4 separate regions of the Homo sapiens genome follow, and all the other regions are linked to region 1. The links are chromatin loops, found by intact Hi-C in ENCODE. Cell type or tissue: PC-3. All regions are shown on one strand. Each heading gives the region's core, and the rest is flanking DNA. Links, peaks and the distances in the headings are about the cores only.

Region 1 (6,205 bases), core at 774-5,773:
AACAGCAAAGATTTGGAACCAAGCCAAATGTCCAACAATGATAGACTGGATTAAGAAAATGTGGCACATATACACCATGGAATACTATGCAGCTATAAAAAATGATGAGTTCATGTCCTTTGCAGGGACATGGATGAAGCTGGAAACCATCATTCTCAGCAAACCCTCGCAAGGACAAAAAACCAAACACCGCATGTTCTCACTCATAGGTGGGAATTGAACAATGAGAACACATGGACACAGGAAGGGGAACATCACACACTGGGGCCTGTTGTGGGGTTGGGGGAATGGGGAGGGATAGCGTTAGGAGATATACCTAATGTAAACGACAAGTTAATGGGTGCAGCACACCAACATGGCACGTGTATACATATGTAACAAACCTGTACGTTGTGCACATGTACCCTAAAACTTAAAGTATAATTTAGAAAAAAATAAAAGGGTTTTTCCTGGCATCATAAAAGCTTTATATCGATGTTCTCTCTTGCTGCTTTTGGTAATTAGAATAGGTTGTCAAAAAGCTAGAGCAATTGTTGATAGTCTCAAGTTTTAATGCTCTCAATAAATAGTTCAGTTTGGGAGGCAGAATTAAAATGGGACAGTGGAATGCCAGAGAGTTTGGAGTGATCTGGACCAGGATTAAACATCGCATTAGCAGAGTGATCCTGGACCAGGTACTTAATCTGTCTGCATATGAGTATTCTGAAACCTAAATGAGAGACCGTATGTAAAGACCTGGCACCCACATGGCACATTCTTGGTAGCTATTATCTTCATGTGATAATGAAAAGTCTTTACTCCTTATTTCCTTGAAAATATCATTACTTTGGAAAGAAGCTAATGTTTTATAATAAAGTGTTTTCTAGACTAAATTTTTTAGTTCAAAGTTTTGCCCTTTAAGAGATCTGAACTTCCATTAGAACGTGGGAAGAGGGCTGATCACAGCATGCATTTATTGAACTCTGACTTGTATGCCAAACACATATTAATTTCTTATGAATGATTTCATTTGAGCTTCTGGAAACGCTACGAGGCAAATAGCATTGTTTTTCCCATTTTAAAGATGAGGAAATAACTTTCAAAGAAGTTAAAAAGCTTTCCAAAGTTCCAACAGCTAAAAACACCAGCTGTTTGATCCGAAGACCATCTTCTTAGCTATACTGGTCTCAGAATCTAGGTACCTTTTATCAAGCTACACATTTTTACTCTACCAAGTAGTTTTTATTTTGAATCTTCAAACAGAACTGTACTGGATTTTATCATTGGTTTACAGATAAGGAAGCTGATGCTTAAATAACTTACCTAATATGGTTTGGCAAGTGGCTGAGCTGAGATTCAAAAAAAAAAAAATTCATTTTCTCTTAATCTACTGTTTGGTCTGTTTGGGCCCAGGGTTCTGTGTCTTCACAGCTCTACCCTACCACTTCCAAACTGTGCTTAGTAGACTGCACAAAGCCCCGGAAAGTACACTAAACTGGAATCCAAGAGACCTGGGTTTTATTGTTCGCTGTGTTACCAATGAACTATGTGACATCAGTTAAGCCATTTCACTTCTCTGAGCCTCAGTTTTGTCATTTGCTGAAATAATTTGAATTAGGTCACTTTTAATTCTTTTGGCTTTAAGTTTCTATAATCCCAGGTGAATTGTGAACAATCACATTCATTGTGTCACTAAACTTAAAGAAATAAAATGTCAGCCAGGCGCAGTGGCTCATGCCTGTAATCCCAGCACTTTGAGAGGCCGAGGCAGGCAGATCACTTGAGGTCAGGAGTTCGAGACCAGCCTGGCCAACATGGTGAAACCCCGTCTCTACTAAAAATACAAAATTAGCTGGGCTTGGTGGCGGGCGCCTGTAATCCCAGCTACTCAGGGGGCTGAGGCAGGAGAATCACTTGAACCTGGGAGGCGGAAGTTGCAGTGAGCCCAGATGGTGCCATTGCACTCCAACCTGGGCAACAAGAGTAAAACTCCATCTCAATAAATAAATAAATAAATAAATAAATAAATAAATAAATAAATAAAATGTCAAAAATTATGAAATAATTACAGGGACAAATGTGATTGTTAAACTATGATGGTAAAGAAGTTTGATCCCAACCTTTCAGAAACCAGCTTTTTAGAAGGATTGGTGCAATGATAGACGAGATGTGGGAACAAAGCTCAGACTGAGTATCTGTGATCTCAGACAAGTGTTTATTCTTCCTCTGATTTAGTTTGCTTTATGGTTGAATGGAGATAATTCTAATGCCTGTATGTTTGCTTTAAGAAGACTTCTTGCCAGATATTAAAATAGATGAGAAACCAGAGCATAGAAGGGAAAACCAGAGCATAAAAGGGAAACCACACTGGAAAAAAGTTTACAATAAAAATGCTGTAAAAATGCAAGACACGGGTGAGGTCATGTGTGCCTGTAGTTCCAGCTACTCGGGAGGCTGAGGTGGGAAGATCATTTGAGCCCAGGAGCTCAAGGCCACAGTGAGCTATGATCACACCACTGCCCTCCAGCCTGGGCAGCAACACAGCAAGACTCTGTCCTAAGGAAAAAAATGCAAGACATTATATTTGAAGACATCAGTGGCTGAATTTGGAGTCTGGCCAACTGTGTCCATTAAACACACCAAAAGAAAAAAAGGTAGTGTTTTTGTGTGATCACACTGGAAATAATTGAATACAAACAGGCAAAAATCAAAAGGAAGCAAAAGAACTCAGCAATGAAAAGATAAGAACAAGAAGTGAAAGAAGAAAAAAATTAAAATGAGTAGATAAGGTGGAGGAAAGATTCACAAGGGAGAAATGAGAAAAATGAAGAGGACCAGGAGTGGGAAGAAATGAAAAAAGAGGAAAAAAGGAAAAAAAGGTAATTTCTGAAATTGCAATCTCCACCAACGGCCTAAGCTACTCTTGATTTTGAAGGCTGTGCAATCATCACATTCCAGTTTTAGAACATCAACATCACCCACCCCCCCAAATTCCCTTGAATTAATTTCCACAATTGGAGCTCTCCAAAATCCACAGTAGTTTGAGGAACAAGGGAGTGGGGGTGATGTCGTTTAACAAAGTCCGAAGTTGTTCTCCTATTCAGCCACCAGGGGGTAATACATTCCATTCAATTCAAAAAGCATATTTAGGGAAGTTTACCAAGTGCTCCATACTCTAGAGGCTACCCCATGAAAAAAAATAAGGCATCATTCCTTACATTCAAGTGCAATCAATAATATATTTATGCAAGTAATGATGATTCAAGAAGAAATGAACTATTAAATCACATTAGAGCTAAGTCTTATGGCTGAATGGGAATTTATAATAAGCAGAGACGTGTGGTAGGAGGAAGATTCTGAAGAGAGGAGTATAATGGGAAGAAAGATCGGTGCCAATGTTTAAGTAAACTTGTATTACAGTTGGAAGAGAAAGCATCTTCTTAAGTCTGTTTTCATATGTTCAACATCCACAGACTAGTTAATGGGTATTGGCCTCATTTGTAAATATCTAACTAAAAATGAATTTTTTTAAAAAAGATTCAACACAATTTTTAATGATGCAATTATAAAAAATTATTAACTCTGTTTCTTCGCAATAAGAAGGGTAAAATTGTTTGCAGTCTTTCATTGTGTTATCTTTATTTGGCTCCATGATCAATAGCTTCAACTATAGTCTATTTCCTCATCGAGTTAGTTTCTTTGTTCTTTATTTCTACTACACTGGAACATATAAAGTATAACTATCAATCTTTGACTATTGTGGTGAGGGTGCTGCTCTGATGGGTGGTTCTAGATATGTGGATCAAACACGAACCCTGAATTTGCGGAGGGATTTCTCTCCCAGTTCCACTCACAGTGCTCTGTAGAAGCCGAGTCAATGAGCCTACAATGCAAAACACCAGAAGTCTGGATGCTTAATCCACTCTTTGGGTACAATTTGTTCTGATAGTGAATTTTCATAGTTTGTTGCAGCATTTGATTTTTATGTTTTGTTCCTGTTATTTTCTATAGCTTTGTTAAAATTTATATGCCATAAATTCACCCATTGTAAGTATACAATTCATGACTTTTAGAATCTGTATAGTTGTACAATCGTCACCACATTCCAATTTTAGAACCCTGCCCAATTTCCTTTAGCCCATTTGCAGACATACTCCACTTCCATATCCAGCTCCAGGTTAGCCTGATCTGCTTTCTCTTTCTCTAAATTTGCCCTCTCTGGACATTTCATGTCATACTATATGTAGTCTTCTGCACTTAGCTTTTTTCATTTAGCATAATGTTTTCAAGGTTCATCTATGTTGTAGCATGTATCAGTACTATATCATTCCTTTTTATTTCTAAATAGAATTCCATTGTATGGGCATACTACATTTGTTTATCAATTCATTAATTAATTGACATTTGGATTCTTTCCAGTTTTCAAATAATGCTGCTATGAGTAATTGCGTACAAGTCTTTGTGATGGACATAAAAGACAAAATGTGCTGAGCAATTAAGGAGATGATTTCATTCAAGCTTTTATAATAGGCAAAATGTTCATTAATGAAAAACATCTCCAGGAGAAAAAAAAAAAAGAAGACCTGGGATTTTATAGAAGCGGGTAAGCAAGAGAGCCACCAGTGAGTCTTATAGGAGTCCTAAGGAATGATGGCAGGAAATATGCAAGAGCAAGGTGGTTGTGTTAGTCCGCTAGGACTGCCATAATGAAATACCACAGACTGGGTGGCTTAAACAACAAAACTCGTATTTTCTCAGAGTTCTGGAGGCTGGATGTCTAAGATCAAGGTGTCAGTAGAGTTGGTTTCTGCCATGGACTCTCTTTTTGGCTTGCAGATGGCTGCCTCTTGCTGTGTCCTCACTTGGACTTTCCTGTGTGTACGTGCTTTCCTGATATTGCTTCCTCTTCTCATTAAAACACCAGTTCTGTTGGATTGGAGCCCCATCCTCATTACCTCATTTAACCTTAATTACCTCTTTAAAAGCCCTGTGTCCAAGTATAATCACATTCTGAGGTGTACTGTGGGTTAAGACCTCAATATATGAATTGGGGCGTGGGTGGGACATAATTAAGTCCATAACAGTGATTCTTTGTGGGTAGTCTTTCTTACAAATACAAAAGTGTGGGTATTTTCTCCGCGTTGCTGCTTTCCAGGAGCACAGGCTCAAATAAAGTTCAACGTCATGAGGACAGATGTTATCATTTCTCTTGTGTATATTCCTAGAACTGGAATTACTGGGTTACGTTTAACATTTTAAGAAGCCATTTGCCAACATATCTGCACCGTTTTAACTTCCCACCAATAATATTAAAGGATTCCAGTTTCTCCACTCCCTTACGCTCATGAATGCTTTCTTTTTTATTTCAGCCATTCTGGTAAAAGTAAATGGATATTTCATTGTGGTTTTAATTTATATTTCTCTAGTGATTAATGATGTTGAACACCTTTTTCATGTACTTGTTAACCATTTGTATATCTTCTTTAGTGAAATATCTCTTCAAATCCATTGCCCATTTAGGAGTTTTAAAAATATATTCTAGGCTGGGTATGATGGCTCACACCTGTAATTCTAGCATTTTGGGAGGCTGAGGTGGGCAGATAGCTTGAGCCCAGGAGTTTGAGACCAGCATGGGCAACATAAGCAAAACTCCATCTCTACAAAAAAATACCAAAAAAATTAGCTGGGCATGGTGGTGCATGACTGTAGTCTCAGCTACTAGGGAGGCTGAGGTGGGAGGATCACCTGAGCCTGAAGAGGTTGAAGCTGCAGTGAGTCATGGTCGTGCTACTGCACTCCAGCCTGGGCAACAGGAGATAATCTGTCTCGAAAAAAAAAAAAGTAAAACAAAATATGTATATTCTAGATATAAGTCGTTTGTCAGGTACATGATTTGCAAATCTTATTACCCAGTCTGTTTAACTTGTCTTTTCATTTTGTTAGTGGTGTTTTTTGAAGAGCTGAAGTTTTCAACTATAATGAAGTCCAGCTTATCTATTTTTTCTGAAGTGTTGCATATAGATATGCAGTTGTCCCAGCACCATTTTGTTATGGAACCGAACTGGGGTCTCTCACTTGGTGCAGCAAAGCCAAACACTGACATTGGGATTTGCAGCAAGAGAAAGTGAGGCATGTATTGCAGGGCACCAAACAGGGAGAATTGGGCAGCTCATACTTAAGACCCAAACTCCCAGATGGTTTACAGGTAAGGGTTTTTTAGGATGGC
Region 2 (6,205 bases), core at 427-5,426, 63 kb after region 1:
ATTTTTATTTAACATACATAAGTTTTTAAAAAGTTTTCTGTACCTCCACATTTAAAATATTTTGATGTTTGATATTTCAGTTGTTTTATTAACATGCAAGTAGGTGTGTGTGTTTACACATTATTTTATGTGTGTGTATATATATACATATCATTTTGTGAACTTTTAAAATTTAATGTATCTTTATTATTTTAATATCACTAATTATTCTCTGCAACATCATTTAATAACTATATAATATACAACTATATAATTTACCTATCGTTGGACATTTAGGTTATTCTGAATTTTAAAATATTATATTATATATTTATATATCTATCATTTACACACATTGTGTAAATTAAATATATGTATAACAGACTATTATTCCTCTTGGTATACACTTACGATATTTCTTTTTTTTTGTTTTTTGAGATGGATTCTCGCTCTGTTGCCCAGGCTGGAGTCCAGTGGCGCCATCTGCAAGCTCCGCCTCCTGGGTTCACGCCATTCTCCTGCCTCAGCCTCCCCAGCAGCTGGGACTACAGGCGCCCGCCACCATGCCCGGCTAATTTTTGGTATTTTTAGTAGAGACGGGGTTTCACCCTGTTAGCCAGGATGGTCTCCATCTCCTGACCTCGTGATCCACCCGCCTCGGCCTCCCAAAGTGCTGGGATTACAGGCGTGAGCCACTGCGCCCAGCCTAGGTATTTCAATAGAAGTGGAATAAAGCCAATTTATTGTCTTTGAAAATCATGGCACTGTATGTTTCCATCCACAGAGTACAACAGAGCCCCTTTCCCCCTGTCTTCATGAACGTTGGATGGTAGCAGACCCCTCTACCTTTTATGTCAGCTACTAGAAAGAAATCAAACCTCGGTGTTGCTTCCTCCTGCAGTGTTTGAACTACCTCTGATCCGGAAAATTTTCATGTGCTCATTGGTCATTTCTGCTCATGCAAATTGTCTTTTCATGCCCTGTGCTTTTTTTCTACTAAGATACTCAGTTTTCTCTTGTCAACCTAATATAATCGAAAGGGTCAGAATCTAATTTAAAGAGCGTTTATTCAAGTGCATGAGGATGGACCGCCCAGAAACACCAACTCCAAAGGGATGGAGTCGGTGTTGCAATGTAGGGAAGTTAAGATTTCATGTATATGGGTGGAGACAGAGGAGTTTTTGGTGGGATTACATTATTCATACAAGGTTGGCACATAGTTACAGAAATTAGGTTTTAGGCAATGTTTCTTTTGAGAAGGGTATATTTTAACATCTTTTTGCAGAGGGTATGATAGTCACAGATTTTCTGTCATCTGGTTTAAGCAAAGCAGGACAACAAAAGGGAAGTTAATCTTTAGCACGTGCTATTCATTAAAAAGGCGGGAAGTTTTTGTCTCTGATTTTGTTTAATTCTCTCTAGTCATTGTACAGAACAAGAAAAATAAGAAAGCAAGTTAATCCATAGTCTGAGAACCATAAATTGTAACCATATGTGGCTCAGATCACAGTCATCTCTATCTAGGCTTAATTTTTTTGGGGGGGCGCTGGGAAGCAGGTCCCAACAGCTTTAAAACTGTATTTATTTTCACACTTTCTCTGCACAGCTTCTCACACTGTGAGAGGCTTCCTTCCCTTTTTTTTTTTTTTTTTTTAAGAGAGAGTGTCTCACTCTGTTACCCAGGCTGGAGTGCAGTGGCACAACCATGACTCACTGCAGCCTCAACCTCCTGGGCTGAAGCGATCCTCCTACCTCAGCCTCCAGAGTAGCTGGGACTACAGACATATGCCACCACACTCAGCTAATTTTTGTATTTTTTGTAGATACGAGGTTACACCATGTGGCCCAAACTCCTGAGCTCAAACAATCCTCCTGTCTTAGCTTCCGGAAGTTCTGGGATTACAGACATGAGCCACTGTACCTGGCTGACTCCTTCCCTTGATACTCAACCTAACTTAGGAGTGCCCCACCTGGAAGACCTCCAAGCTGCTGTAACATTACCTGGCCCACTCCACACTTCTGATATGGGAACCCTTGGTTCCTGTTTCCCTCTACACCACCCCCATCCCCATCACAGCAGTCATTACCTGGAAATACATTGTGATCCTGCCTGCTACAAGACAGAGCCAAAATGTGGATTTTCTCAATTTTGTCCTCCTAGTATCTCACACACAAACATACACACACACAGAGGGACTCAGCCTAAATATTTGTTAAGTAAATGTATTCGTCCATTCTCATGTTGGTAATAAAGACATACCTGAAACTGGGTAATTTGTAAAGAAAAAGAGCTTTAATAGACTCGCAATTCCACATGGCTGGGGAGGCCTCACAATCATGGTGGAAGGTGAAAGGCACATCTTATATGGTAGCAGGCAAGAGAGAGTGAGAGCCAAGTGAAAGGAGAAACCCAGTATAAAACCATCAGATCTTGTGAGACTTATTCACTACCACAAGAACAGTATAGGGGAACTGCTTCCATGATTCAAATTATCTCCCACCCTGTCCCTCCCACAACCCATGGGAATTATGGGAGCTACAATTCAAGATGAGATTTGGGTGGGGACACGGACAAACCATATTAGTATATAAACACACATACATATGCCATAACTGCTAGGGGAAAATATTCAAAACCATTGGCTTGCTAAAGTGAATCAATATCTTTATATGTGAAAGCTAGTTTGGAGTATACATGTGATATCTCCTTCTCCTGGTAAACTATAGAACTCTCCTCTTGAGGAATTACTCTGCTCTGGAGAAGAGTTTTCAGGATGCTGACATGTGGGTGTGCCCCCACTGAAAAAGACTTGCTTGTAGATCAGTAAGGTATCTATGGGTTACAGTAATCTATTGCACATTTCAAAATAGCTAGGAGAGAAGAATAGGAATGGTTTTAGCAGAAAGAAAATATAAATATTTATGGTGATGCATATCCCAATTACGCTGGTTTAATCTTTGCAAATTATATGAATGTATTAAATTATCACAAATGGCCTGAAACTATATACATTTGTTATGCATCAATTTTAAAAAAATTAAGGCTTACTTGCAACCCAGTCACCCTCTGTTGACAAGTCGTGCCAGTCCACTTAGAGCCATTTCACTCTTATACCAACAGCCACACATCACCAAACATTTGACAGTCTCCAACATAAAAAAGACAACACAAACAGGATCACATAAACATGAAAGAAAATCAAAACCTATAATAAACATCTTCACAGAAATAAAAAGAATAATGAGAAAGAGCTCTTGGAAATGGAAAATAATATGGCTTTAATTTTTTAGAGAAATGCACCAAAAGGGTTAAAAGATGAAATCCAGAAAGTGAAGATGAGTACAAGCAAACAATTGGAAATAAGAAAAGAAAAGACTTCAGGAAAGGTGACAATGCTAAATGATAAAATTTCAAATAGAAACTACAGAGAAAATGAAAAGGAGTTACTCCTTGAATAAATAACACAAAACATTCTATGAAACTGAAAAACACAATCATTCAGATTTAAAAGACACAGAGTACCCAGCACCCTGAATTTTAAAAGCTTGTGACAGGACTCTAAGCATGAAAGCAGGGGATAAAAAGAGGATCCTAAAACTTTCAGAGACAGAGGAAATGAAAAAAAAAATCCAAGGTATCTGTTCAAAGAAAAACCTTAGACAAAGCAACTTTGCAGAGTTTAACTGGGCAAAAGAATTATTTGTGAATTGGGCAGCCTCCAGAGCCAGAGTAGACTCAGAGGCTCCAGCACAGCCACGTGGTGGAAAAAGATTTATGGACAGAAAAAGGAAAGTGACGGACAGAAAACCAAAAAGAGATACACAAAAAGCTGGATTGGTTACAGCCCAGCCTTATTTGAACACTGTTTAACAGCTTGATTAGCCAAAACTCGGTGATTGGTGCAAGAGTAGGTTACAGTGTTTATCTCTCCATTTAGGTTATAGTTCACTATGTACAGAGAAACCTTTAGTTCAAACTTAAAATATGTAAGGAGGAAACTTTAGGTTAAACTTGGTTTAACAGGTCATATACAAAGAAACTATAATAATGAAGAATCTAAGCAGTGTTAATATAGAAATATGTATAAAAGTGGAGTGGCATAATCAAGGCAGAAATTTATTCTGAACTCATATCACAGTTCAGAGGTAAAGTCCAGAGCAAGAATGGCAGCTCTGGGAACCTCATCACACAGCTTCCAACCCAGAATTCAAGGTGGCAGCCAGGTCCCCCGATCATGTCTGCACCTGTCCATGGGGAAGAAGGGAATGGGAAAGGCCATTGGCTGCTGATTCCTTCCAGGCATAATCCGAAAGTGGAAAATATCATTTCAACTCAACACTCCACTGGCCGAACTTAGTTACATGTCCATAAAGTGCTGCAAGGAGGGCTAGGGAATGTCATCTCCAGCCAGGCTAAAAGTTAGGCATTATTTTACTAAGGAAAAAAATGGATACTGAAAGAGAAATAGAAGCCTCTGCCACAAATAGGAATCAAAACAGAATCATATTTCTTCACAGCATCACTGTGATACTAGTAGTCAATGAAATAATGTCTTCATTGTTTGGTGGGTAAAAGACACTTACCCTAGAATGCCATTTTAGTCTGTTATCAAAAGTGAGTTTCAGTAAGGCAATAAGACATAAACAGAGAGTTTTCTGAAAATTACTGAATGGTGTGCTCTAATTAAACACAGAGTAATCCAAGAAAGAGGAGTACAGCGGGTCTAAGAAGGAGGCCTGGAGGGCAAATAGTGCAGGCTGACAGATGGATGGCTCTGGGAAGGAAGTCTCCAGGAAAAAATGAAATCAATAAATTACCTAATAAATTTGTATTTGATCATTTGTGAACAACTACTAGCAGACATGTACTAGATCCAGTGAAAACAAGTAGGGAAAAATAACCTGTAAGGATAAAAAGATGAATAGTATATGGGTAAAAAATGCAAAGGCAATCATCAAGTCGGCGGGGGTGTGGGGAGAGCACACTAGAGAAAATTTAATTATAGAACATGATCTGGCACTATAGCTAAATATATTTTCTTTCTTTTTTTCCTTTTTTTTTTTTTTTTTTTTTTAGTTGGAGTCTTGCTCTGTCACCCAGGCTGGAGTGTAATGGTGCAATCTTGGCTCACTGCAACCTCTGCCTCCTGGGTTCAAGTGATTCTCCTGCCTCAGCCTCCCAAGTAGCTGGAACTACAGTCATGCGCCACCACTCCTGGCTAATTTTTGTATTTTTAGTAGAGACCGGGTTTCACCATGTTGGCCAGGATGGTCTCGATCTCTTGACTTCATGATCCACCTGCCTTGGCCTCCCAAAGTGCTGGGATTACAGGCATGAGCCACCGCGCCTGGCCACTAAATATATTTTCATGACACAATGATGTAGACTGATCGCTGAATTAACCCAGAGCTGTGGCATAACTGGAAATGGAGAAGAGAGGGAGAGGGAATGTGTGCATGGGAAGGGTGAGTGTTGGAGAAGTAAAGTGTCACTTACTATTCTAGGAAGCCTAAAAATCAAGAGGTAGCAGAACACTCCACTTTATTTATAATAAGCAAAATATAATTTACACTAAATAGAGAATATTTTTGCCTATTCTGTTGAAAACCCAAAAGTTCAAAGTACACTCCCTCAGCAAGGCCGTGGGAAAGCAGTCATGCCCACACATTGCTGGTAAGAATGCACACTGGCCTAGCCCCTGGGGAGGTCCATGCAGCCATACCTCTCAAAATGACAAACGTGTACACCCCATGACCCAACAGTTCCATTCTGGACATTTATCTTAGTGTATTAGTGTGTTCTCATGCTGCTGATAAAGACATACCCAAGACTGTGTAATTTATAAAGAAAAAGAGTTTTAACAGACTCACAGTTCCACGTGACTGGGGAGGTCTCACAATCAAGGTGGAAGGCAGGTGGCATGTCTTACATGGTGGCAGACAAGAGAGAAAACTTGTGCAGGGAAACTCCCCTTTGTAAAACCATCAGATCTCATGAGTCTCATTCACTATCCCGAGAACAGCACAGGAAAGATCTGCCCCCATGATTCCCACTGGGTCCCTCCCATGACATGTGGGAGCTACAATTCAAGGTGAGATTTGGGTGGGGACACAGCCAAACCATATCACTTAGCAACACACTTGAAACAGGAAAAGTTCCCTTGTCCCCCTCACAGGGCATGTGATGGGGGTGTGGCTCACTTCTTCAGTATCCTGCTGTTCAAAC
Region 3 (6,205 bases), core at 478-5,477, 160 kb before region 1:
CTTCTTGACCTAAAATGATCTTCCTGGGTAATGTTAGGACTTTCCTTTCAGGCAAGGCGGGCAGCCAAATGTTAAGATTATGCTGGAGAAGGTATGCAAAATTGTTGCACTTTATTAAGACAATTAAAAAAATCCCCAAACTTTATTGTTTTAATAAAAGCTGTTCTTAAATTGTGTTTTATTTACTTAATTTGATGGTATGTTTAGGAGGGTGATGTTTTACACTTAGTTTTAAGTACCCAAAAAGTAATTATCTGTGAAAAATTCTAGAAGAAAAATGGCACTGAGCTTAATAAAACATGAAAGCAAAATTACCCAATAGCAGAAATAAGAAGACAGAGCCAAGGGAAGAGTCAATCCTTAGATGAGCTTGTCCAACTTTACTAAGGGAGTTTATCCAGCCTAAACTCATCGGAATCTATTCCCCCAAAGACTTGCTACTTCGGAAAACATATTATCCTCATACTCTGCTTTTCAACCTGGAGCACTTTATACCTTCAGTCTCAACAGGAGATGCAGCATATCTTACTTTTCACCCAATGATTTGGGAAAGAAAATAAAACAGCTTTAAAATATTTTATCAGGCTAGTGTATTGTTCAGTAAGATGTACGAGTTGAATGTAAGATACACCTAGGGCTTCTTGAAAATGTTTTCATGTAGGCCAGACACAGTGGCTCATGCCTGTAATCCCAGTGCTTTGGGAGGCCAAGGTGGGAGGATCACTTGAGGCCAGGAGATCAAGACCAGCCTGGCCAGCATGGTGAAACCCCGTCTCTACTAAAAATACAAAAATTAGCTGGGCATGGTGGCGGGCACCTGTATTCCCAGCTACGTGGGTGAATCGCCTGAACCTGGGCGGTGGAGGGTTCAAGGATCACACCACTGCACTCCAGCCTGGGCAACAGAGTGAGACCCTGCCTTGAAAAAGAAGTTTTCATGTGGGCAGTACTAACCCTCTTCAACCTCCAGTGGCATTCATACCCCCTGCCCTCTGCAGATGGAGAAGCTCTGCTTACAGAACCCAAGACAGGAGCTAGCTCTGCTAATCAGCCAACCACCCCAGCACCGGAGGGTTTTGTCAAGGAAGAGGCCACTCAACAGAGACTATTAATCACTATTTAATTCAAATAAAGGGGAGAGATGTAGCAGCTCCCCTCAAAGAGCATTAAACTTTAAACACTTCAAATTATTTCAAGTGAAAGCAATTCAGAGTAGCAAGAAGAGGAGCCTAATCTGAACTGGCAGGAATTTGGAATTACTGAACATCTTCAAGGACATTAGATGTTAAGACTTTCAAGTGAAGAATATAATGAGAAGCAGGTTCATCAGTGACTGCCTGATGGAGAGCATCTCCCTGAAGATAAAACGACCAACTCAATAGTGACCCACGAGAACACAGCACTCAGCAAAAGAGCCTCGGCTCCAGGTTTTAAAATACATTTTTAATAATTCAAATTTTAACCACTTGAGTAACTACATTTTTAATATACAACTGACCAATGCAAAAGATGAAAATTTTGAATAATATCAAAAGGTACACCTAAATCCCTATATACTTTCAACCATAAATCTCTTGTTCCCCTAACAGCACCCCTGGCAACCACTACTACTAGCCTCTCGTGTGTCCTTCCAAAGATTGGCAGGGGGGTGGGGGGGAGAGACAGAAAGGGAGAGAGAGAGAAAGGGAGAGGGAGAGGGAGAGGGAAAGAGGGAGGGAAAGAAGGAGGGAGAGGGAGAGGGAAAGGGGGGGAGAGAGAGAGAAAGAGAGAGAGAGATACAGAAAAAGTAAGTATGTGTGTGTCTCTCCCGTTTTTGTTTGACTGGTTGGTTGTTCCTATCATGGTATATCTTCCCCACAGCCTGTGTTTTTTTTTTTTTTGAGACAAGGTCTCGTTCTATTGCCCAGACTGGAGTGCAGGGGCGTAATCATGGCTCACTGCAGCCTTGACCTCCCTGGGCTTAAGCAATCCTGCCATCTCAGCCTCCCGAGTATCTAGCTGGAACTACAGGAGCACGCCACCACACCAGGCTAATTTTTTTATATTTCTGTAAGACAGGGTTTCCCTATGTTGCCCAGGCTGATCTCAAACTCCTGGGCTCAAGCAATCCTCCCATGTCAGCCTTCCAAAGTGCTGGGATTACAGGTGTGAGCCACTGTGCCCAGCCCCCTATGTTTTTTAACCTTTTCATCAACTTTAATAAATTAAATTTCTCTTTTATTGCAGAAGCTCAGTTTTTTATCAGAAATACCCCATTTCATTTCACAAGCTGTGCCTTTCCAGTCTTGGGCAGTCAGGTACTGCTTGTTTCGCAGGGCCCAACTTAGCTGGGTCCTGAAAGCACAGTACCCCTCACGGAAACTCATTCAGTGTCTGGCTCTGTACTAAGAGCACAACAGACATGATCTCATTAATCCTCACCACAGCATACAATTCAATCCTCACATCAAAAATTACTGTCCTCATTTCAAGGAATAACTTGCCCCAGGTGGCACTATAGGGCTAGTTCTGAACCGGGTACTGCCCCCAGAGAGCCTAGAGCACTTGCCTTTAATCCTGCAGCATCACAGAAAGTGAGATGGGAGCCACTCAAAACCAGATGCACAATGTGAACAAGGCCAGCCTGGCTGAGTCTGGATTATACTGGAGCTTTCTGATGCATGGGGAATATAAACATTTGGGCAGTCTATCAAAACTTTTAGGGGGAAAGTCATAACAATCAGGTTTTAGAGATGCTTCTTAGCCACTCCTTCATGATCATCTTCAGGTAGAACTTGGCTTAACAACCAAGTTATCCATCAACAGAAATGTTGTAGCAGAATTGGGTGAATCTGTGTTATAAAAAGAATATTGTGACATGCTTAATATTACTTAATCCTAACAACTGCCCTGTAGGGTTGATGCCATTATTTTGCCCAATTTACAGAAGTGAAAACTGAGGCTAAGAGACATTACTCGTTTACTGAGTTACTTGAGATTACAAAGCTAGGTAGTAGCCTGTGAGTGGCCCAGGCACAGCCAGAAACCAGGTTTTTTTTTTTGTTGTTGTTTTTACCTAATTCCCTACATTGTCTATCACACCAGATCCTCCATTTGTTCTAAAAAATTTTGTCTATGTCAAAAAAAATGGGAAAAGTAAAGAGACAAACCATGAAATGGGAGCTGGAGCTTCCGGATAGCTGAATACAGGAGGCTCTAGGAGGGTGACCGCCCAGGGAGGGCGTAGAAGTTCCACGCCCCTTCCCTTATACCTCACCCTACATATCTCTTCATCTGTATCCTTTGCAACATCCTTTATAATAAACTGGTAAACATAAGTTTCAAAGGGCAGATTTACAATGTGTACATGGCCTCCAGCCATGCAGGTTGTTCTCATCAGTGCCACGCTGCCTCACGAAATCCTGGAGATGATCAGTAAGTTCATGATGGACCCAATCTCCATCTTGGTGAAATGGTTTTCTTTTGCCCTTTCACTTTCTGCCATGGGATGCCACAGCAAGAAGGTCCTCACCAGATGCTGGTCCCTCAATCTTGGACTTCCATCAAGGGAACATCACTAACGTCATCATCATCCCAAAATGAACCTCTCCCAGGCTCCTTAAGTTTATTTTTCTGTGCAGCAACTGCTTGTGCTGAGACATTGGAAAGGGCTTTGGTTCCAGAATCCTTGAGGAATACACAATTCATTACAGCACCCTTACCTTGTAGTATAATCACATTTCTGCTTAGGAAGGCCAAGAGCCCAGCAAAGTAGGTGGCATTCCCACATGTAATCAGACTGGCCCTTGAGGCCTAAGAGTGAGTGAAATTTTCCAATGGACTTGGAGATTGCCATGTAGGACTTACTCCAATAACAGTTCCATTTGGGCATGGAGAGTATCTTAAGAATGGTGTGGTGGACATTGCTCACATATACCTGGTAATCCTCTCCCTCCTGCGCACATTGGAACCAGCCCTTCCTGCTCCCTTACATGAAGTCTGAGTCAATGAAAAGCCTTTTCTTTCCCTGTGCCCTAAAAGGCCTTGTATTTGAAAATGAAAGCGTTTAAGATTTTGAAGAAGCCTGCACCTCGGCAACCTCTGCATCATTCACTGCACGAAGCACAGTCACCAGTCACCAGACCTATGATGGGCCAACTCTCTACATGAAGAAGCACATCCAGAGTTGTATTTTACTTGCCCCCAGGTCTATGGAGATGTAAAAAAGGAAAGAATTAAGCATCTTGTTATTGGATGGTCCAAAGGAACATGTCACTGAGTGAGTGACCTTAACCAAGTCATGAAACTGCATTAGAAGGATTTACTATGGGAGAAGAATGAGGGGCTCCAGGCAGAAAGCCCCAAGGCAATAAAGAGACAAGGAAGTGATAAGAGGGGACTGAACGACCAAGGAGGCTAGGGTTATGAGCCACATTCTCCACCGTTGCCACCACATCTTATCTGATGACCTGACCCACCACATTAAAAAAGTTCATGTATGTTCTTTTTAGTTTCTTCTACTCAAAACACTGTTAAAAATACCTTAGTTCTCTTTCTGTTTTTTGTTGTTGTTGTTGTTTTTAGATGGAGTTTCACTCTGTCACCCAGGCAGGAGTGCAGTGGCACAATATCGGCTCACTGCAGCCTCCGTCTCCTGGGTTCAAGCAATTCTCCTGCCTCAGCCTCCTGAGTAGCTACAGGTGCCCACCACCATGCCTGGCTAATTTTTGTGGGGTTTTTTGGGGTTTTTTTTTTTGGGTTTTTTTTTTTGTATTTTTAGTAGACACGGGGTTTCATCATGTTGGCCAGGCTGGTCTTAAAATCCTGACCTCAAGTGATCCGCCCACCTCAGCCTCCCAAAGTGCTGGGATTACAGTTGTGAACCACACATGGGCAAAAATACCTTAGTTCTTAAGTCTACAGGTTATTAAATATACATTGCTCTAACCTACACTATGGATAAAAATTGAAAATTAAGCCAATAACATAAATTATTAGTTTAGAAATCACAGATTTAGAATAAGTCATGTTTTTAATCAATGTGTTTATTTTTGATTTTCATTGGGTCAGTTTGGGGGTCATTAGGAAATTGTGAAGGCATATACAGTCATCCCCTTGGTGTCCATGGGGGATTAGTTCCATGACCCTTCTAAGACAGCAAAATTCACAGATGCCCAAGTCCCTGATATCAAATGGCATTTTATTTGCATATAACCTATGCATATATATTCCCCTGTAAATCACCTCTAAATTACTTATAATGTCTAATGCAATGTAAATGCTATGTAAACAGTTATTTGTATTGTTTACAAAATAATGACAAGATTAAAAGTCGATCCATGTTCAAAACAGATGCAATTTTTTTTAGAATATTTGTGATCCAGAGTTGGTTGAATCCACATAGGCAGAACCCACAGATACAGATGACTGATTGTCTATAGAACTAGAAACTCAGAATTTAAATTTTAGCTTGTATCATTGTTCAAAAATTGATTAATACCATTAATATTATTGGCCTCTTTGGTGACACTAACCATTCCCTTGGCAAGTTTGCACTGGTTATCTATTACTGCCTAACTACCCCAAAACAAGAGGTTAAAAGTGACTACTATTTTATTTTATCTCAACATGTGTCAGGAACTCAGGCCGGTCTTCCTGGGGTGATTCTTTCTATTCTGGGTGGCATCACCTCGGGTGACTCAGTGGTACTTGGCCAGTAGCTAGACTTGTCTGGAGGGGTCACGAAAGCCTCGTGCACATCCTGGTGCCTTGAGAGGGGCAGCTGGAAGCCTGGATTTTGCTGTGTCCCTTCATGTATTCTTACAGCCTCGCAATGGGGTCTCTCCAGTAGGGTAGTAAATATTTACAGAGTGGCTCAGGGCTCTGAGCCAAGTGGAAGGGGCCAGTTTTCTTACAGCCCATGCCTGGAACTGTCAGCGGTACTTTGACTTTTGGTCAAAGCTGCCACATGCCAGGCTCAGAAATAGCCCCTTCATGCATTGCATGCCTCTATCAAAATATCTCACGTACCTCATAAATACATACACTATGTACCCACAAAAAAATTTTTTTTTAATTTTTTTAAAGAAAAAAATAGCACCTGCCTTTTGATGGGAATGCTGACAGGAAAGCTTCAAAGAATCTGTGGCTATCTTTAATGTGCCCCAGCCTGAGACCAAAGGACCACACATAGACATGCAAAGTATAAGCTCAAATCAAACTTGGA
Region 4 (6,205 bases), core at 810-5,809, 51 kb before region 1:
CACTCCAGCCTGGGTGACAGAGCAAGACTCCATCTCAAAAAATATATATATTATGTATAATATATAATATAAAATATATATTATATATAATAGATAATATATAATATATATTATATAATATATAATTTATATAATATATATTATATATTATCTATTTTATATAATATATAAAATAGATAATATATAAACTATTATATTATATAAATTATATATTATATATTATATAAATTATATATTATATAATATATTATATAAATTATATATTATATAATATATTATATAAATTATATATTATATAATATATTATATAAATTATATATTATATATTATATATTTTATATAATATATATTATATAAAATATATAATATATTATATAAAATATATAATATAATATATATTATCTATTTATATAATATATATTATATTAAAAGATAATATATATTATATAAATAGATAAGATATATTATCTATTTATATAATATATATTATATAAATATATAATATATATTATATAAAAAGATAATATATAATACATATTATATAAAATAGATAACATATATTATATATTATATAAAATAGATAATATATAATATATATTATATAAAATAGATAATATATATTATATATTATATAAAATAGATAATATATATTATATAAAATATAATATATATATATATAGGCCAGGCTCAGTCGCTCATGCCTGTAATCCCAGCACTTTGGGAGGCCAAGGTGGGAGGATTGCTTGAGGTCAGGAGTTTGAGACCAGCCTGAACAACATAGCAAGACCCCATCTCTACTACAACAACAACAACAAAATTATGTGTGTGTGTGTGTGTGTGTGTGTGTGTGTGTGTGTGTGTATTCACACTTCTAAATAATTCATGGGACGAAAATAAAGTCTCAAGATAAATTACAAAATGGTTAAGCTGAACTAAAATAGAAATACAACATATCAAAATGTGTGAGTGCAACTAAAGCAATGGTTAGAGGGAAATTTATAGCACTAAATGTTTACATTAGAAAAGAAATGATAATTTAATAATTTAAGCATCTGCCTTAGGAAACTAAAAAACTATATATAAAGTGAAAAAATAAAAAATATTAGAATAGAAATCAATTAAATTGAAAACAGAGAAAGAATAAAGATCATAAATGAAACAAAAAGTTGATTCTTAGAAAAGATCAATAAATTGACTGACCTCTAGCAAAACTGATAAAAACAAAAAGAAACACGAACAAGTTACCAATATCAGGGAGAAGAAAAAGGGGCCTCATGAACATTAAAAAGATAATAAGGGAATACTAGAAGCAACTCTACATACCTAAATTCAACAACTTATAAAAAATGGATCACTTCTTTAAAAAGCATGAACCACTCTCAGAAGAAAACTCTCACAACCATAAGAAAACAAACAACCTGATTGAAATCCAATTTAAAAATGGGCAAAAGACTTAGCTAAAGCTAACCTTACTAAACACGATATCTGGATGGGAAATAAGCACATGAAAAGCTGTTCAGTGTCATTAGCTATCAGCCAATTACAAATGAAAACCATGACACACATTTACTAAAATGCCTAAAATTAAAAATATCATAATACCAAGCGCTGACAAGGATGTGGAACTGGAACTTTCATGTGAGTATGAGCAAGTTCATGGACAATCTCTGAGGGGATTTTTTTTTTTTAATAAATGGTTAAAACACATTTTACTACACAAATAACAAAGATTTAAGCTGTTACTTCTGAGCATAAATAACATGTTCCATGAGATAATGCAAGACAAACCAAATCAATCTTGCACATCAAAACCAAGGTCAGGAAAAAAAAAATCCCATTCCCTCACTGAGACATCTTTCCAGCTCTGGACAGGAATGCAGAGAGCTCATGCCACTCCAGGTTTTTTGTTTGATTGTTTTCTGTTTGTAATTTTTTGTAGAGTCTCACCGTTGCAGGGAGCTTGCCATTGCCAGGGCTGGTCTCAAACTCTTGGCCTCAAGCGATCCTCCTGCCCTGGCCTGTAGTAGCCCCAGCCACTTGGGAGGCTGAGGCAGGAGGATCGCTTGAACCCAGGAGGTTGAGGCTACAATGAGCTGTGATTGCACCACTGCACTCCAGCGTGGACAACAGAGCAACACCCTGTCTCAAAAAAATGAAAAAAAAAAGTTGCTTATAAATGGTAATTCATTATAATTTTCCTATGTTGGAGTAATGAGGAAACAAGCAATGTTTCCCACTTCATCTCATTTATAAATGAAAGAGACAGTTGACATTTATATTACGATGAAACAACTTAATAGGGAAAGGATAAAAACAGTGAAAGGATAAAAACAAATCTCCCAAACCTTTGGTTTAATGGTCCTTTCATAAGCTGCAAATATGCTGGCTTTACCTATTTGCTCACAGGCACTCACACACTCAGGCAATTTCATTGTAGTTAATCTCTGGAATTGCCTAACAATCATTTTTATCACACCTGGGCATCTTCTAAACCAGTCTGGATGAAGCTTCAAGAATGGATGCTTCAGTGGCCACATTAGAAGACTAGAATTAAGGCAAATTGGATAATGTTTATTAGATATATGCTCTATTCGGTGATTAAGTATATAGTGCACACCCCAAGGTTTTTGTTTTGAATAGGTCAAGTGAATTTTTGTTAATCTTTCAATATAATTTCAAATTTACAGAGAAGTTACACAAATAATACAAATAAGTATTTACTATTAAAGAACTATTAACATTTTACCACAGTTGCTTTATTATTTTTTCTTTCTGTGTGTATTTCTTTCTGTAAATAGCCAACATAATGCCCCTTTACCCTTAAATACTTCAGTGCGTAAATGTTAAAATAAATACTTGACATGGATACAGTACTATTATCAAATCTGTAGACTTTATACAAATGTTGTCAATCATGTCATTTATAGAAAAAAAAATCGGATCACAAGTTACATGCAGTTGTTACACAAAAGAATTCAAAGTCTTAAACTAAGAAAGGAAGCAAAAACAAAAAAGGAAACAAAACAAAAATATCAAAAATACCAATAACACTACAATGCTGGAAAGGAAAAGGAAGCAAGCCTTCAGATAAACAGAAATTCAGACCATTCCATGACATGAATCACTGCAATTTAGTTTCATCCAAGTTAGGTCATGCTTTGCTTCTATTTTGAAGGGGAAAAAAAAAAAAAAAACACTTTACCCAGACTTAAACTTGATTTCCCAGATACAAGTTTGGTCTACTTTCTTTGATACAAAGATTTTCTGAAGCATACCTTTACGTTCAACCCATAAAAATGGCCTATCCTATTAATCAACATGAGAAAGAAAACATGCCATTCTGGCTTTTAAGACCATCTTCCTGAATTTTAGCTGACTTCGAAGCAATCATGTAAACTGATCTTTGACATAAAAATTCCAGTTACAGGAAATTCCAAATTAACTAAACAACTATAATAGTGTTATGATGTACTTTGGGCCAAGGTATCAGCTGCAGACTTCTCATAAAAAGAAAAAGGCACTCATTAGCCAAGCTAATAAAAATTACCACAAAGAAATTTGCTGGAGCAAAGAGAGGAATCAATATGAAATGCTATATAATGAATGTACGACAAATGCTCTCTCAACGGCACGTACTAGCACAAATGGGTTTTTGTTCTGTTAAACTTTTTAGAGACGAGGCCACTAAATGAGTCTGCTGCAGTACACACACAAAAAAGTTCTGTGCTGTGTGGTTAGCCAAGGGGATCAAGAAGCCCATTGTTAAGGTATTAGTAATAGGGTGGAACTCAGACACACAAGAATCCCAAAAGCAAAGTACATTCCGCAAACGCATGATCCTATTTCAGCCAAAGTCCACACTCTGAGGTTAATGAATTGGGAGGCCTCTGCATAAATCAAGACATCTGTCAGCACTTACAAATAATCACAGGGCCAAGGAACCCCTCATCCATCCCCTAAACACTCAGGCAGAGAAAGGACAGGCCAGGCAAGGAAAGTCATTCCTAAGGACCAGCCCAGAGGTGGCAAGAGTTGGCAAGGTTGTCTAAAGAGAAAGCTCTACACTTACAGCTCTGGAACAGTTAGGGTTTTGGAAGAGGAAAAACCACCGAACACAACCCATGCACAGAAAGATATTCTGCCCAAAGGAGGGCTACAACATCACTCGTTAAAACACGGGGCTTCGCTGGGCACGGTGGCTCACGCCTGTAATCCTAGCACTACTTTGGGAGGCTGAGGTGGGTGGATTAGTTGAGGTCAGGTGTTCACGTAATGAGGTCGGATTACTTGAGGCCAGATTACTTGATTACTTGAGGCCAGGTCAACCTGGCCAACATGGTGGAAACCTCGTCTCTACTAAAAATACAAAAAATTAGTCAGGCATGGTGGCAGGCACCTGTAATCCCAGCTACTCCGGAGGCTAAGGCAGGAGAATAGCTTGAACCTGGGAGGCGGAGGTTGCATTGAGCCGAGATCGCACCACTGCACTCCAGCCTGGGCGACAAAGCGAGACTCCGTCTCAAAAAAACAAAAAAAGAAAAAAAAAAAACACGAGGCCTCTTCTTTGGAAAGGCCATGGAGAGAAAGAGTATGCGGGGGTGGGGGGCGCGGGGCAGGAAATGATTATCTTGCAGTGGAATTAGCTGGTCCTAGTTTACCCTAAGCCAAAGCCCTCAGTAATCTCATCTATAAAATGAAGGGGTAGGAGACCAAGTTCTTTCCAGAGAAAAAGAAAACACACTTTGAAGTCCGAAAATTCCGTGCTCCACAATTTATTAACTGTGCAGTCTATGTCACTCTAGGCCTCAACATCTTCACCTGTAAAACTGCGATTCTACCTGCATCAATTAGGGTTAGATCTGACTGAGACTCGGGGCTTGCAAAAGAAGCATATTCCTCCCCCTCCCCACAAGGAAAATTCCAGAGGTTGCAGCTAGGATTTATGAGGTGGCTTTGATCCACAAAGTCCTCTGAGGCCAGATTTCTTCTGTCTCCATGGCCTTCATCCCAGTCACCTCGAGGTTCAAGACGGCTGCTGAAATTCCAGCCATCATTTCCATATTCTAGTTTTGGCCAGCATGTCTATATTCCAACAGGAAAGGAAAAGGTAAGAAGAGTACAAAGAAGGTTCCAGGAAATTACTATGTGACAACTCTGCGCTTACATCCAGATTATAATCTCATCACCATCCTAGTTGCAAGGAGGGGGAGGGATGAAAATACAGTTTTATTTTTGACAGCCATGCATCCAGCTAAAAACTGGGGTCTATAGCTACAGGAAAAGGGGAGAATGGATAGCTTTGCAACACCCACCTCCATCTCATTTTAAAGATTAAATTGGATAATATACGTAAAGTGTCTGATGCTTCGTGGACCCACAAATACACAGGGCCAGCGTTCCCCTTGTGGTAACACAGACATTTTGTGATCTGTGGTCTCAGCGGCTTAAGAGCTTCTTCAGAAAGTAGCCTTTTTTTAGCCTAGTCTGTCTTTTACAGTCTCATCTCTGGCCACACTCCACATACAACCTGCATTCCAGCCATACTAAACCTATCTCCTTTCATGCCTCCAAACATTTGTACTCACAGAGCCTTCTACCAGGGACGCCCTGCTGAAGCCTTTGTCTGCATGATGAACTCTTCTCTTCAACATTCTAGAAGGTCTTCCTCCACCTGCGACTTCTGCCCTTTATTCCCAAGTGGAGCAGCTGCTCCCACTCCCAGGTGCTTCCTCTGCAGTAGCACTCACCACCTGTACTGCTGCATCTAATGAGTTGGTTTTTTTTTTCTGTTTTTTTTTCTTTTTTCTTTTTTTTTTTTTTTTTTTGAGCTGGAGTCTTGCTCTGTCGCCCAGGCTGGAGTGCAGTGGCACAATCTTGGCTCACTGCAACCTCTGCCTTCTGGGTTCAAGCGATTCTCCTGTCTCAGCCTCCCAAGTAGCTGGGATTACGGGCGCATGCCACCATGCCCGCTAATTGTTGCATTTTTAGTAGAGACAGGGTTTCGCCATGTTGGCCAGGCTGGTCTCGAACTCCTGACCTCAGGTGATCCACCCACCTCGGCCTCCCAGTGTGCTGGGATTACAGGCATGAGCCACTGCACCTGGCCCTAATGAGTGCTTTCTATGTGCCACCCATTGTCCTAAACCCTTTATACACAGCTTCTCAGTTGATCCCCAAAACTCTATGACACAGACACCATATTATC

Evidence for each region. A loop is a pair of places that touch in the nucleus more often than their neighbours do. Peaks named below come from ENCODE experiments on the same cell type or tissue, not always from the same donor. Only the 100,000 strongest peaks of a DNase experiment are listed, where the experiment ranks them.
Region 2: a loop joins it to region 1, with 7 times the contacts of the local background. A loop is called at or near these places in 3 of 110 quality-filtered maps.
Region 3: a loop joins it to region 1, with 15 times the contacts of the local background. A loop is called at or near these places in 2 of 110 quality-filtered maps.
Region 4: it touches region 1 in a loop (8-fold over the local background); 2 of 110 quality-filtered maps call a loop at or near these places.

Annotation. Positions count from the first base shown.
Region 1 is chr3:32,016,172-32,022,376 of GRCh38, forward strand. It overlaps a transcript of OSBPL10 not described here. Among named protein-coding and RNA genes, the nearest start is that of ZNF860, 38 kb to the left of the region's middle. In PC-3, for the core only: CTCF peaks have their summits at 3,095 (motif pointing right) and 3,297; a DNase peak (open chromatin) is centred at 3,080; H3K4me3 peaks cover 432 bases; H3K27ac peaks cover 845 bases.
Region 2 is chr3:32,079,146-32,085,350 of GRCh38, forward strand. No RefSeq gene overlaps it. Among named protein-coding and RNA genes, the nearest start is that of GPD1L, 24 kb to the right of the region's middle. In PC-3, for the core only: no CTCF peak of the experiment used is centred there; no DNase peak of the experiment used is centred there.
Region 3 is chr3:31,856,134-31,862,338 of GRCh38, forward strand. The region is part of intron 3 of OSBPL10 (oxysterol binding protein like 10); the gene reads right to left. Among named protein-coding and RNA genes, the nearest start is that of OSBPL10, 120 kb to the right of the region's middle. In PC-3, for the core only: a CTCF peak has its summit at 2,480 (motif pointing right); no DNase peak of the experiment used is centred there.
Region 4 is chr3:31,965,334-31,971,538 of GRCh38, forward strand. The region is part of intron 1 of OSBPL10 (oxysterol binding protein like 10); the gene reads right to left. Among named protein-coding and RNA genes, the nearest start is that of OSBPL10, 13 kb to the right of the region's middle. In PC-3, for the core only: no CTCF peak of the experiment used is centred there; a DNase peak (open chromatin) is centred at 3,798; H3K4me3 peaks cover 2,049 bases; H3K27ac peaks cover 3,893 bases.